Regions from separate parts of the Homo sapiens genome. Here region 1 is linked to region 2. Evidence: read pairs that join two places in POLR2A ChIA-PET (ENCODE). Cell type or tissue: MCF 10A. All regions are shown on one strand. Each heading gives the region's core, and the rest is flanking DNA. Links, peaks and the distances in the headings are about the cores only. Region 1 has its middle 23 kb from the start of ACBD3-AS1. Region 2 holds the start of LIN9 (lin-9 DREAM MuvB core complex component).

Region 1 (2,904 bases), core at 319-2,818, 180 kb before region 2:
GCTGGGCACCACAGCGGGGAGGGAGGGCTCCTGTCCCTGCATCTTTGCCTGGGTTAGCCAGATGCCCAGGAAGGGAGAAGGAATGCTGCCCCCTTTAGCCTTTGAGGTGGGAGGAGGGGCCCTGGCTCCCATGACAGCTCACAAAATGGGGATTGCCCCTTACTAGGAGCGGTGTGCGGATGCTGATCAGCCCACCGAATGCTCACCACTGAGGGGCTGCAGCGGCCAGGTGTGAGGGGAAGAGACTGCAGAGAGGTGACAAGGCCGTCAAAGGAGAGGAGCCACCACTGGGGAGCCTGGTGGCTCAGGAAGGCAGCTGGTGTGGGTGTGGGAGAGTCGGATCAGAAGGCCAGCACTGCTCATCATGGAGCACCTGGGAGAGCAGCAGCGACTCAGCTCCTGGCACCAGGTGAGGCAGGAAAATAGGGTCTGGAGGCAGGGAACATAAGGCTCATTCACACTTCAGCTATAACCGGAAATATCCTCTCCATAGGGCATATCAGGTAAATGACTTTGTAACTTTACTTCATCCTCTCTGTTTATATAGGGCATACCCGAAGTAACCAATGAATCCTCTAGGGGGTATTTAAACTCCCCCAAATTCTGTAACAGGGCCTTTTGAATCCTACACTCAGGCCCATTCCCACACAGTGGAGTGTACTTTCATTTTCAATAAAATCTTCATTCCTTCCTTGCTTTGTTTGTGTGTCTCTTCCAATTCTTTGTTCAAGATGCCAAGAACCTGGACACTCTCCACCTTTAACACAGGGGTTGTTTAATTTACCTTTTGCCTTAGAAATATAAAAAGATACACAGTAAAGGTGTGTAAAAGGAAAGGCCTCTTTCACCCTTACCCCACCCCCATCCCTCCCTAAAGGTCCCTGTGATTAGCTTGGTGTGTGTCCAGCCCTCCCTCTGCATTTCACACGGATATGCGAACAGTGGATCAGGCTTGGGTTTGTTTCTTCCAATAAACGGCATCATGCGGTATGTATTGTTCTTTAATGTGCTTTTGGAGACGTTTCCAATCCAGCAAACCCTTTTATCCATTTCATAATATTCCGTAGAATGCATGCTCCCCATCTTGAGGGAAGTTTGGGTTGTTTCATTCTGCTTTGTTAGGACGAATGCCTGCTTTTGTGCACACAGTTGAGTATGGGGCTGGGATTTGAGGGGAAGAGGCTCTGTTTGAGTCCCTGTTGATGTGAGGTGAAGGTGTGTTGGTCCGGCACTAAGCAGGCAGTGGACAATACATGCTGAGCTGGGTTGGGAGTGGACTCTTGGGATTCGGGACTCAAAAATAATGTACGGCCAGGTAAATTGCTGGTTTTGCTTCTGGGTCACAGGAAGGGCTGCGGTCCCCGCAGACCCAGATGCGTCCACTAGATGGCGCCAAAGCCAGTAAGGTGAGGCGCTTGTGACAGAAGCCCCGACTTGCTGCAGGAGTCTGGGCCCAGGGTCTGACTCCTGAGCTCCTAGGAGATGGATGAATATTCTTCCTGCACCGCCAGCTGCCTCGCTTAAACGTGGGGAGGCTGAAGAGGGTGCAAAGCTGGGTGAACATGAGTGATTAGACAGGATGTGCCCTGGCCAAGACAGGGAGCTGAAATTCAGTCTGTGGAACAGGCTGTGATGGCCCAGAGGAAATCCATAGGTGGGAGGAAAACTATGGACCCTGTGCTCCATATTGCCAGGACCTGCAGAGGAACTAGCTCCTGCAGAAGATGCAGGATTTGGACGGGAAGATTGGGCAAGGGTTCTGTCTACTGGGCACTGAAGGTTTGATGGGGACACTGGGATGGTCCCTGCCACCAAAGCAGCTCAAGCTCAGGCAGAGGAAATAGAAACTGGACAAATGCAGTATTTCTTATGGGCACTGCTCTAAGGAGTAATTTGGAATCCAGTAGGGTGATGTAAGTGAAGGTGCTTTGAAACCTCCCAAAGCTCTCGCCCAGGTAAGGAGGTTTGTGGTCCTTGTCACCATTTACCCAGGAAAGCTTCAAAGCAGCAGCGGCGGCGGCGGCGGCGGCGGCGGCAGCAGAATTTCCCTCCTTCCCTCCTGTTACTCTCCCAGCCTCCTCTCCCTCCTATCACTCTCCTAAGTTCAGAGCTGACCCCACTCCTCTGCTACCCATGGTGGTAGCCAGGCCTGTGCCTCTCCTAGCATCAGAAGCTGCCCCAGGCTCCCAGGACTGGAGCTCAGATCTGATTTTGAAAAACTGAATGAATGGGTGAGAGCGGTGGCTTATGCCTGTACTCCCAGCATTTTGGAAGATTGAGGTGGGTGAATTGCTTGAGCTCAGGAGTTCAAGACCAGCCTGGGCAACATGGTGAAACCCTGTCTTTACAAAAAAATACAAAAATTAGCTGGACATGGTGGCACACACCTGTAGTCCCAGCTACCTGGGAGGCTGAGGTAGGAGGATTGCTTGAACCACGGGAGACAGAGGTCGCAGTGAGCCAAGATTGTGCCACTTTACTCCAGCCTGGATGACAGAGCGAGATTGTCTCAAAAAAAAAAAAAAAAAGAAAAAAGAAAAAAAAAAAGCCGGGCACGGTGGCTTATGCCTGTAATCCCAGGACTTTGGGAGGCCAAGGCGGGTGGGTCACGAGGTCACGAGATCGAGACCATCCTGGCTAACACAGTGAAACCCCGTCTCTACTAAAAATACAAAAAATTAGCTGGGCGTGGTGGCGGGCACCTGTAGTCCCAGCTGCTCGGGAGGCTGAGGCAGAAGAATGGCATGAACCTGGGAGGTGGAGGTTGCAGTGAGCTGAGATCGCGCCACTGCACTCCAGCCTGGGCGACAGAGCAAGAATCCGTCTAAAAAAAAAAGAGAGAGTCCCAGTGCTAAAACTGAGAGTCCTGGGCAAACTGGAACAATTGATCACACAATAAAGTGG
Region 2 (2,904 bases), core at 316-2,815:
GGACATCACAAAAGAGAACAGTTCTATCATGGACAAAGTTCCTTGGGGACTTAGTGCTGCTCTCTATCAAATTTAAAACACAAACACTTTTAATACGACTTTTCACCAGCTTGGCAACTTGAATTTTTAACTTTATAACTTACTAAGAACACATGACCTCACAAAGAAAATGGAATCGGTAGTATGTTGAGTCCTCATTTTTAAGTCCATTTGCCTTGTGCATAGATAAGATTCAATAGTAATTGAGCCTTTCACAAATATGTATAAACTGAATAGTGAAAGTGGATTCAGGACTTTTTTTTGTAATTAAATAACATATTTGTCTTTTCATATAATTTATGCAATATTGTAAATTACAAAATTAAGTTCCATTGCCCTTAAACTATGGAATTGGTGCTTTTACTTACTCAACACAAGTGAGCATACATGTCTTAGATGTCAGGGTGAGTAAACATGGTTAGGGGAGGCAATGCCCTAGGGTGGGTGTCAGGCAGGGTACACGTACGCTGTGTTGGTCACATCCATGCATAAAGGTACCTTTATGGCTCTTAAGACACATATAGAATAAAGTCTGCGGGACGGGGTCTACCTGAACACTGAGTATCCGGGCTGGATGATCTCAGGAAAGGTCCACAGCCACCTGTGGTCCCAGGGGAAGGGGCCAACCCTCTGACACGGAAACACTTCCAGGGGTGGACACACCGGTGGGGGGGTGGGGAGGACAGTGAAGATCACAAGTGCCCGTAGAGGCAGGAGCTGTGACAGGACAAGATCAGAGGCTGGGGCAAGAAGAAGGGGCCGTGGACCACCCCGTGCCCAGCCCGAGCCCTCCCCCGGCCCCGGGACAGGCGAGTTACATAACCCCGGCGGGCGTCTCTCGGCGCCGGGCGAGTGGTGCAGGCGGCGAGGACAGCCCCCGCGCCCAGGGGCCGCTCTTCCCTCCACCTCGGCTGGGGGCCGGAGTGGCGCCAGGGGAGCAGCCACCGCCTCCGCCTGGCACAGGCTGGACTCCCGGGCTCTCGGTTTCCGGCCCTGGCGCTCACACAACCCCAGAAACCAACACACAGACACCATAACAAAGGCGGCGACGCGGCGGCAACACCGGAGTGGGAGGACTAGGGGACCACAGTGGGGCTGGCAGTCAGCCCACCTGCCCAGCGGAGGGCACGGCCGTCCGTCCCGGCCGGTGCAACCGCTGGGCAAGCAGCAGGCGGGAAAAGGGGGGGGTGCTTTGAGGTGCTACTCACTCTCGTCAGGCAACTGGTCGAGCTCCGCCATCTTGAACGAGCCGCGCCGCTTTTTCAAAGGCTGCCCGCCGCGGTGCATTGTGGGGCGGAGACTGTCTTTGCGAGGGAGGTTCGAATGCGGAGCTCGCTGCCCGCGGCGCCGCGCTGCGCTGCTCCCGCCGCGGCTGGCTGAGGCGGGCCCGGCTCCGCCCGCGCCTGCCCGGGGAGGAGGTGCCGCCGAAGGGGGGCCGCGCCTCGCCCCTCCGCCGCCGCCTCCGGCCGAGCCGGGCGGGAGGAAGGGAGGAAGGAGGCCGCACGGCGAGGCCCGGCGCCGGAGCGCGGGGGGAGCAGTACCAGCTCCGGAGTCCCGCCCGGGCCCCGCTCCCGGCGCATGTTCCGCGGCCCGCGCTGCAGCTGCGGGAACTGCAGGCTGTTTGTTCCGAGTGGAGAACGGGAGGGAGGCCCCGGCGGGGGGAAAGAAGCCCTCGGTTCTGGGTCGCATTGCCCGAGGGGGCTCTACGCAAAGTGAAATACTCACAGTTCCCGAAACCCACGTTGCTTGGGCGCCTCCGTCCCCTCACTTTTCCCGAGACCGCCGGCCGCAGCAGCCCCCTGCGCGTCGCGACGTCCGGGACTCGGTCCCAGCGGCCCCTCGCGATCCGGGCACGCCTTTCCCGAATGTTGGAAGCTGAGCTGCGTGCAGCCGGGGAGCGAGACCTTGAGAGGTCATGAAGTTGGTCATTTAGGCCGACAGCTAAAGAACTGTTCTGCTCAGCTGTTTCATCCATTCGACACTAGATCGTGCAGTGGGCTGGAAGAGAATTAGAAAACGAGTAACAGGAGGCTTCGAGAGGATACAGAAAGGAACAGTGACACTACAAGGTGATAAAGTACCTGATCCAAATGTTATGAGAATACTGGACGAGAATTGAACGAAATTGAAAGAAGCCCAAGGAAAAATTTCACAATATCTGTCTGTAACACTTTCCAGTAATAAAACACTGTTGCTTTTCAAAAATTCATTTAACGAATGTCATTGAGCTCCAATCCTTTTCTCCAGGAATTTATGGGGGTTGGAGGAATGAGACCGTTAAGCAGTCAAAAGACAACGTGGGTGAATTCCAGGAACTACAAAGTTAAAAGGCGGTAGACTAAGGTGACAGAGTGGTACACAGAGGCCCGCCCAGGCTAAGGAGTTGAACTTGCTTAGTCCACTGGAGCAGTGGAAAAGTCGGGTGTAAGAGGGGCACGTTTCTATTTGTGTTTTAGAACAAAAATATGGGAAATGGATTGGTGGGGGACAAGATGAGAGCCTAGAAACCAGTCAGGAAGAAGCTTATTTGGGGCATGCAAAGGACAGAAGAGAGATGCCTGCACTGGTAGCTAGAGAGGTGCAGCGGGTGGGCTCTGGAGCCCCAGGGCCTCGATGGGAAGAATCCAGATGGGCTGCTAGTTGTATAATCTCAGGCACGTTGGTTTCTTAACCGAATTCTCTGTGCCTCAGTTTCTTATCTGTAAAATGCAAATAACAGGGTTATTTTGAGGGCTAAACGATTTGATAGATGTAAGGACCTTATACTAGCTGCTAGCACCCATCAGCTAGCCACTATTACCACCATTACCACAGCATAGGCAGTATTAGAGAGAGGTGGCAGCATGCACTCCACCTTTCAAGACG

The links. Peaks named below come from ENCODE experiments on the same cell type or tissue, not always from the same donor. Only the 100,000 strongest peaks of a DNase experiment are listed, where the experiment ranks them.
Region 1: POLR2A ChIA-PET joins it to region 2 with 27 read pairs; 12 of 35 experiments call an interaction of 5 or more read pairs at or near these places.

Annotation. Positions count from the first base shown.
Region 1 is chr1:226,123,961-226,126,864 of GRCh38, forward strand. No RefSeq gene overlaps it. Among named protein-coding and RNA genes, the nearest start is that of ACBD3-AS1, 23 kb to the right of the region's middle. RefSeq lists an enhancer at 1,248-1,542. In MCF 10A, for the core only: a CTCF peak has its summit at 1,397 (motif pointing right); DNase peaks (open chromatin) are centred at 411 and 1,391.
Region 2 is chr1:226,307,862-226,310,765 of GRCh38, forward strand. LIN9 (lin-9 DREAM MuvB core complex component) reads right to left here and starts at 1,303. Exons shown (of 15, transcript NM_001366245.2): 1 at 1,248-1,303. The coding sequence starts at 1,278. RefSeq lists an enhancer at 436-1,202 and silencers at 756-985, 1,406-1,655. In MCF 10A, for the core only: no CTCF peak of the experiment used is centred there; DNase peaks (open chromatin) are centred at 1,330, 1,980 and 2,310.